2 separate regions of the Mus musculus genome follow, and region 1 is linked to region 2. A link is a contact called in ENCODE Hi-C or POLR2A ChIA-PET data. All regions are on one chromosome and are shown on one strand. Each heading gives the region's core, a stretch centred on a gene start or an enhancer-like site at or near the end of the contact. The rest is flanking DNA. Distances are from core to core; before and after follow the strand shown. Region 1 holds the start of P3h4 (prolyl 3-hydroxylase family member 4 (non-enzymatic)). Region 2 holds the start of Eif1 (eukaryotic translation initiation factor 1).

Region 1 (3,726 bases), core at 432-2,931, 95 kb after region 2:
GAGAGAGAGACAGAGAGAGAGAGAGAGTGTGTGTTCTGGGAGAATAGGGGTCCTGATAATAGTTCTTTCTGCCTCACCGCTACCTCCCTTGAAGGGCCTTGTGGTCACGGATCCAAAGACTAGCTGTGGTTCCTCCACCCAGCCCTGCTTTCTGCACACACCTGCCTGGAGTCAATTCCTCATCTCCGTTGTTGTTCGAGACAAGGTCTATAAAGCTTCAGTTGCCCAGGAACTCACTCTGTAGACCAGGCTGGCATTGGACTCACAGAGATCAGTCTACTTCTGCCTCCTGAGTGCTGGGATTAAAGGCCTGTGCCACCGTGCCCTGTTCTTTTGTTTTTTGAGGCAATCTATTTCTCTATATAGCTGACCCAGAATTTGCTATGTATACCAGCATTTCTCTCATCAGACTGGAGACAGAAAAGGCCTGACTCGTGTGTAGCTTTGGAGCACTTTGCTAGACCTGTTGAATGCGGTCACCGGACATAGCCACGCATTAAGAGGCCTTAGAAGGCCTGGGAAGCCAGGGCACTGTGGGTGAGGGATACCTCACAGTGGTCTGAATGGTATATACCTGCTATCGCTGGGTAGAAGTCCTTGAAGTCTACCTGCTCGTGGGCCCCCTCACAGCCAGCTAGACACCGAGCAAAGACCGTCATATATTCAGCCAGGGCCCGCTCCATGTCTTCTGTGCTGCTGCGAAAGTCCCCGCTGTTGTAAAGTTTCACAGCCCGGAGGAACACAGCCTGGAGAGGTGCATGGCGGGGGTAGTCAAGAAGACCCCGAAGGCTCATAAGGTGTGTGTGTGTGTGTGTGTGTGTGTGTGTGTGTTGGGTGAAGAGGTTGTAGGAAGGTGTACCAAGGCTAGCCATCCCTCCCACTCTCTCCACACCTCGTAGGGCTGGGCCTCCAGGTCGGTGAGGGACTCATCTCCAATATCCAGCATCCCCCTGTAGTAGTTGAGATACTTGGCGGTCAGCTCGTGCTTGGGGTTCCTCTGGAGGAAGGTGTAGGCCGCAGCCACCGCCTTCTCCAGTCGGTTCGCCTGGTGAGGAGCGTGGGGAGTGGGTCAGTGGGGGCCTCGGACGCACCGCGGGCCTCACGTTCTAGGGAAACTCGACGGCGGCCCCGGCCGCGCCCACCTTGAAGTGCGCGTAGTGCAGGTACTGATAGGGCAGGCGGCTCTGGAAGTCGCGCAGCAGCTGCCGCGGTGGGTAAGGGACTTGAAAGGCGGGCAGCGTCTTCTTGCAGCGCCGCAGGCAGGCGGCGCGCTCCAGGACGTGACCGAAGAGCCGCAGCTCGCGAGCCCAGTCCTCGCCATCGCCGTCGTGGTCGCCGTCCGGGCCGGACGCGGGCCGAGGCTGAGAGGTGGCGGGGCCACTACAGTTGGCGTGGCAGAAGGCCTCGCTGTCGCGCAGCAGCCGGTGCAGCCGCAGCGCCGCCTCCAGGTAGCGCGCGCTCTCGCGCCAGCTTTCGCCTTCGTATTGCTCCAGAGCGTGGCCGTAGGCCGTGGCCAGTGGCATCAGGTCCTCCGGAGGGAATCCTCGGAAGCTGTATTTCTCGTACTGGGCCCCGGCGCTGCCCAGCAGCAGCCACAGCAGCCCCCACGCCCCGCGAGCCATGCCCGCACCGCGCCCGGAGGCTTACGGAGCAGCCGGCGACCGTCGGGCTCCAGCCAGCTCGGGCTCCAGCCCAGCCCACCCCCAACCCCCGGAGCTCCTGCTGGGTCTTAGCGCCGGGCCCTAGGCTAGAGCCGGGAGGCTGGAATGCCTCTCTAGGACCGTCAGTTGACGCTCGAGTCCACTACGTGGGCTGGCCCTCGACCACTAGCAATGCTTACACCACCACTGGCCCTCCCTGGCAGACACGGGTGGGTGGGGCTACGTTTCACGCCCAGAAAGCCCCTCCCCACAGCAGTGTCGTCCCCCCCCCCCCCCTTAAGTGCCACCTCTGTCCTTTGCGTAGGCAAAGTGGACGAAGTCACATAATCTGGTCTTTTTCTCCTCGAGTCTCCTCTGCTCCCCCTAGGTGGCCCGGTAAACACCCGCGCTGACGTCGAGGCGTACACACCTCTTGTTACCCCGCACACCTAGCACTGACACCATCAGCCTCCCGCCGGAGCAAGATTCCTGTGTCTTCAGTGCAGCCAGGCTTTTGCAGGACAAAACAACCTTTCACCTAGAGAACATTCTCCCTAACCCCCCTTTCCTCTAACCTTTCGCGGGAGGAGAGTTGGGGCGGGTGTGTGTGTGTGTGTGTGTGTGTGTGTGTGTGTGTGTAGAACTGAAATAGCCCTCAGATTACAGCCTCACCTGCACCAGAAGGGGCCTAGATTTGGGGTGCCAGGGAAAGCTAGAGATTCCTCCAACAGGCTTTAGGACCCAGAGACTCTGGAAAAAACTTTTTCATTTTGGAAGTCCACTCCAACTTCTCATCTTTCCCGAACCTCCCTCTGGGCCAGGCCCCGGGTCTCAGTCCCGGATGGAGTTTTGGGGGAGGGAGACTCAGAGATCTTTGTGGCAAATTCCTTGGACTCCAGAGACTCTCAACCTGGCCCCCACCTCCTAGTTCACCATAAAACATCACCCTGCCCGGCCAGCTCATTCTCCCCAGCCCCCATTCCACGTGGACCCGCCAGGGCGGGGTGGGGAGAGAGGACAGGAAGGGGGGGAGTCAGCTCTGAGAGGAGGGGGAAGGAGGCTAGCGGCTGGCGTCCGCTCTCACTGCCGGCGTCCCTGGTCTGGGCACCATGTTCCTTGTGGGGTCCTCCAGCCACACCCTCCATCGGCTCCGCATACTGCCGTTGCTGTTGCTTCTACAGACCTTGGAGAGGGGACTGGGCCGTGCCAGCCCGGCCGGAGCCCCCTTGGAAGATGTGGTCATCGAGAGATACCACATCCCTCGGGCCTGTCCCCGAGAAGTGCAGATGGGGGATTTTGTGCGTTACCACTACAATGGCACTTTCGAAGACGGGAAAAAGTTTGACTCCAGGTAAGAGCTTGGGCACTCCCGGACTCAGCACCACTTTCCTGAGCTTCCAGAGAATGTTGCCCCTTCTAAGGTTTGCATTCCTGTAGTGCTTTCATAATCCTTTGCCACAAACAGCATCCTGGGGAGAGCACCTCAAAGGATGCCTCCTATCTTCAATACCAAATTTTCAATTCCTAAAATATTCCCGCCCCCGCCCACGACCCCCTCCTAGCCCCCTGGAATATTTGATGCTCAGGTGAAGCGCCACATATACTTACCATAACTTAAACACAAATGGTACCCTGGCACGCAATCTTAGAGGGCAAAGAGACTGTGCCTACTACACGTAAACCCTGAAGTGAGTGGATGGATGGTCTGCCTGGTGCCGCCTCCCTTTGCACACACTCTGGCTCCCTGTCTATTTCTCTCTCCAGTTTTCTATGCCTTTGTGGTTGGAGACTGGAGAAATAACATTTCCTTGAGGGTGTAGGGCCCTAGAGCAGCTAGGGAGGGTCTTAAGCAGAGTGGGCATTATAATTTGGGGGTAGACCATAGCTGGTGCCGTGACCAAACTGTCCACGTGTCACAAAGTCTGACATGCCATCCTGGGGACTCTTAGTGCCTCCTTCTCCAAGCCTCTGGGAACTCAGTTCCTCCATCTTAGCTTTAGCAGCCAACACCACGCTCCAATGCCAGCCTTGGCTTGACGGGACCAGCATCTTCCATTCTGATCCAGGACCTTGGTCGGCCAGACAG
Region 2 (3,713 bases), core at 880-3,379:
AGCATGACCCTTGGACTCAATCCCCAGGACACCCCCCCCCTCAATAAAATCCTTTCATGTCCACCTTTTCCTCCCTGGGGAATGTTCTGTTTGATGAGTTTCTGCCCTGCTCCACAGCATCTTATAAACTCAGGCCACGATGCCACCGCCTTACCGGTCTTATCTAACCAGCTCATCTGAAGGAGCAGCCTGGGTCTGTGGCACTTGTCACACCAGCTCAATTCTTTCCCCAGCACCTCTCTCGACCCAGTATTATTAGTCTGTTTATTTTCTGCCTGTCCAGGAGGTCAGGGAGACTGATGACCTGTGCATAAACTGACTGTTCACGAGGCCAGCACACAAGTTTTTACTGTTGCTGTTTTAGTTTAGTTTGGTTTGTTTGCTTTAAGAGACAGTGTTTCTCTGTGGTAACAAACAGCCCTGGTTGTCCTGGGACTTGTTCTATAAACTAGGCTGGCCTTGAACTCAGAGATCTGCCTACCTCTGCCTCCTGAGTGCTGGGACTAAAGGCGTGTGCCACCACACCTGACTAAGCTTGCAAGTTTTTGTTGGAATTGTGTGGTGCTTTTTGGCATTTTTTTTCTCTGTTGTATTTGTTTTGGGCCTTTTGGTTTTTTGTTTGTTTTTTTTTTTTTTTCGAGACAGTGTTTCTCTGTATAGATAGCCCTGGCTGTCCTGGAACTCACTTTGTAGACCAGGCTGGCCTCTAACTCAGAAATCCACCTTCCTCTGCATCCCAAGTGCTGGGATTAAAGGTGTGTGCCACCATCCAGCAGTTTCTTGTTTTGAAAGTCTCATTGTATAGATCTGCTGGGTCTCAAACTCGCAGGCATCTATCTGCCAGCCTCTGCCTCACAAGTGCTAAGATCAAAGGCGTGCCCCACCACACCCGGCCTATTTTTCTGGTTCTTCAGAGACAGTAGCCAGTCTAGTACTGAATTCACTTGACCTTGAACTTTTTCCTCTGGCTTCCTTCTCCTGAGAGCTGGGATGTACCACCATACCTAGAAGTTGGCAGTATTTTTAAGTTAAGAGATTTTATATAAAGCACCCACTCTTTGGGGAGCATTTGAATAAAGTCTGACACAGTAGTTATCAGCCTCTGGTTCTCCTATTGGCCCCCACAAACCCAGTTACATCACACTTGGCTGTCTCTTTTTTTTTTTTTTTTTTTTTTTCGGTTTTTCGAGACAGGGTTTCTCTGTATACCTTGGCTGTCCTGGAACTCACTCTGTAGACCAGGCTAGCCTCGAACTCGGAAATCCGCCTGTCTCTGCTTCCCAAGTGCTGGGATTAAAGGTGTGCGCGGTGGCACTTGCCTTTAATCCCACCACTCATGGGGCAAAAGCAGACCCCATGTGGCCAGCCTGGTCTATAGAGTTCCAGCACAGCCAAAACCCTGTCTTGAAAAAACAAAAAGAAAGGTTAACTGCTTTGAAAAAAATATTCACCTAGACTCTACAAAGGCTTTACCTCACACACAGGCTTGTAGGACAAAAGGCATCCTGTGAGGCTTGGACATTTTTTTCCTGGGGTCCCCACTCCTACCTAAGGGACTACTTCCTTCCTTAGAAGAATTAATCTAAATAATAATTTTTGGTTACCAATTTTAAAACATGCTAATCCAAATGATACCCTATATAAGGTCCAAATTTTGATCACGTTATTTTATGCTGATTAAATGGCTATATCTGTGAATACGTGCAGAGAAGGGTAGGTTGATGGGTGGCTGGATCAGTCGAATTTTGGAGGACCCGCACGTAATTACCCTTTAAAGCAAATCGATCCTCACCCTAAGACCCATCTCAGAGCTAGTGCCAGGACCCCAACAGGGTCAAGATGGTAGAACGTGCGGTAGGCGCAGGCGCGCTCGAAACCTCCGCCAGTTTTCGCGGCCGCTCAGACAACTACCATGCCCACTGCGCAAGCGCGCAGGCGGACCAAGCTTTCCCTCCCCCCTCTCGCCCCTCCCTGAGTCAACAGAACATCCTTTCCAGGCCAAACCCAGTGCGCACGCGTCAAGCCTTGACTCCGCCCCCCGACCAATAGGAAGCCGCAGCGCTCGGGCGTCCGGGAGCTTGACTCCATGGGTGGGGCCGAGACGTGAGGGCAGCGCGCTGGCGTCACAGGGGCGGCTATATAAGTGAATACAGGCGCCGCCCCTCCGCCCCAGTCACTGAGCCGCCGCCGAGGACTCAGCTGCCTCCCCCTCGAGCCCCCTCGCTTCCCGACGCTCCGTCCCCCCCGCCCGCCTTCTCCCGCAGCCGCCTTCCGCAGGCCGTTTCCACCGAGGAAAAGGAATCGTATCGTATGTCCGCTATCCAGAACCTCCACTCTTTCGGTGAGCCTGGGGAAGGTCGCGCGGGCCTGGGGGGGGGGTGGCGGGGTCGGAGCTCGGAGAGCCGCCGAGCGCGGCGAGCCCATCTTAGCTCGGGCTGGAGGGGTGGTGATGCCCGTGGAACCGAGATCTGCGCCCAGGGTCGACCTCTGAGGGTGCCCGGAAGAAACGGGTGGGAGGTGAGCCCTTGGGCGGGCCCGGCGTCTCGGGTGGCGCATTTACTAATGGCTCCTGCCTCTCGGCGAGCCACACCCGCCCCCTCCCGCCACCCCTGCGTCATGTCCTCTACGTCACCGTCGTTGTCTCGGAGCTGGGAGGGAAGGCCCCGCCTCGGGAGCCTGGCTTCCGGTAGGTTGCATCAGCCGGGTGGGGCGCTGCCTGCCCACTAGGTCTCTCCAGCACGTGATCAGCCTTGGCGGGAGGGCTGGCCTAGAGCAGAAAGCTAGCTCTAGTACTGGCCAGTTCCCGGAGGGACAACAAAGGACACCTCCGGATTATTTCTTCACAGACCCCTTTGCTGATGCAAGTAAGGGTGATGACCTGCTTCCTGCTGGCACTGAGGATTATATCCATATAAGAATTCAACAGAGAAACGGCAGGAAGACCCTTACCACTGTCCAAGGGATCGCTGATGATTACGATAAAAAGAAACTAGTGAAGGCGTTTAAGAAGGTGGGTCTGCTGTGGAGAGAGCACGTTGTATGGTCTACCAAGGGAGAGGGTGCAAACGTCAAGGGAGTCCGTGTTGATGGCATGGCCTCTTAGATGCTGCATCCTTTTGTCCTTGCAGAAATTTGCCTGCAATGGTACTGTAATTGAGCATCCAGAATATGGAGAAGTAATTCAGCTACAGGGTGACCAGCGCAAGAACATATGCCAGTTCCTGATAGAGGTGAGTTTAGGCCGCCCTCAATGCATTATGGGTTTCCTGAATTTCTAATCCTTACAGTTGAGCTTTTAAATACATGTAGACATTCCCACTTTCAAACAGTACTTGGGGGTGGCATAGGGAAGTTTTAGTAACAGTGGTCAATTGAACCATTGTGTCTACTGGGATAGACTGAAGTACTCTTCTTTATTGGGACTCCTTGCAAGGTGTATATGGGAGAATCTGTTGACGTCATGTAACCTGTCCCTCTCCCTTGTCCTCTTTTTGCAGATTGGGCTGGCTAAGGACGATCAGCTGAAGGTTCATGGGTTTTAAGTGCTTGTGGCTCTCTGAAGCTTAAGTGAGGATTTCCTTGCAATGAGTAGAATTTCCCTTCTGTCCCTTGTCACAAGTTTAAAAACCTCACAGCTTGTATAATGTAATCATTTGGGGTCCGCTTTTAACTTGGACTAGTGTAACTCCTTCATGCAATAAACTGAAAAGAGC

Evidence for each region. A loop is a pair of places that touch in the nucleus more often than their neighbours do. ChIA-PET counts read pairs that join two places held with the same protein, here RNA polymerase II (POLR2A).
Region 1: POLR2A ChIA-PET joins it to region 2 with 19 read pairs in embryonic stem cell. The contact joins the promoter of P3h4 here to the promoter of Eif1 in region 2. A Hi-C loop is called at or near these places in 1 of 37 maps with a recorded cell type or tissue (heart). POLR2A ChIA-PET finds 5 or more read pairs at or near these places in 4 of 5 experiments (Patski and embryonic stem cell).

What each region holds. Positions count from the first base shown.
Region 1 is chr11:100,413,035-100,416,760 of GRCm38, forward strand. P3h4 (prolyl 3-hydroxylase family member 4 (non-enzymatic)) reads right to left here and starts at 1,682. Exons shown (of 8, transcript NM_176830.3): 1 at 1,143-1,682; 2 at 893-1,045; 3 at 575-746. The coding sequence starts at 1,622. Fkbp10 (FK506 binding protein 10) reads left to right here and starts at 2,660. Exons shown (of 10, transcript NM_010221.2): 1 at 2,660-2,991. The coding sequence starts at 2,750.
Region 2 is chr11:100,317,820-100,321,532 of GRCm38, forward strand. Eif1 (eukaryotic translation initiation factor 1) reads left to right here and starts at 2,130. Exons shown (of 4, transcript NM_011508.2): 1 at 2,130-2,341; 2 at 2,847-3,010; 3 at 3,129-3,230; 4 at 3,498-3,713. The coding sequence starts at 2,311. The coding sequence ends at 3,542.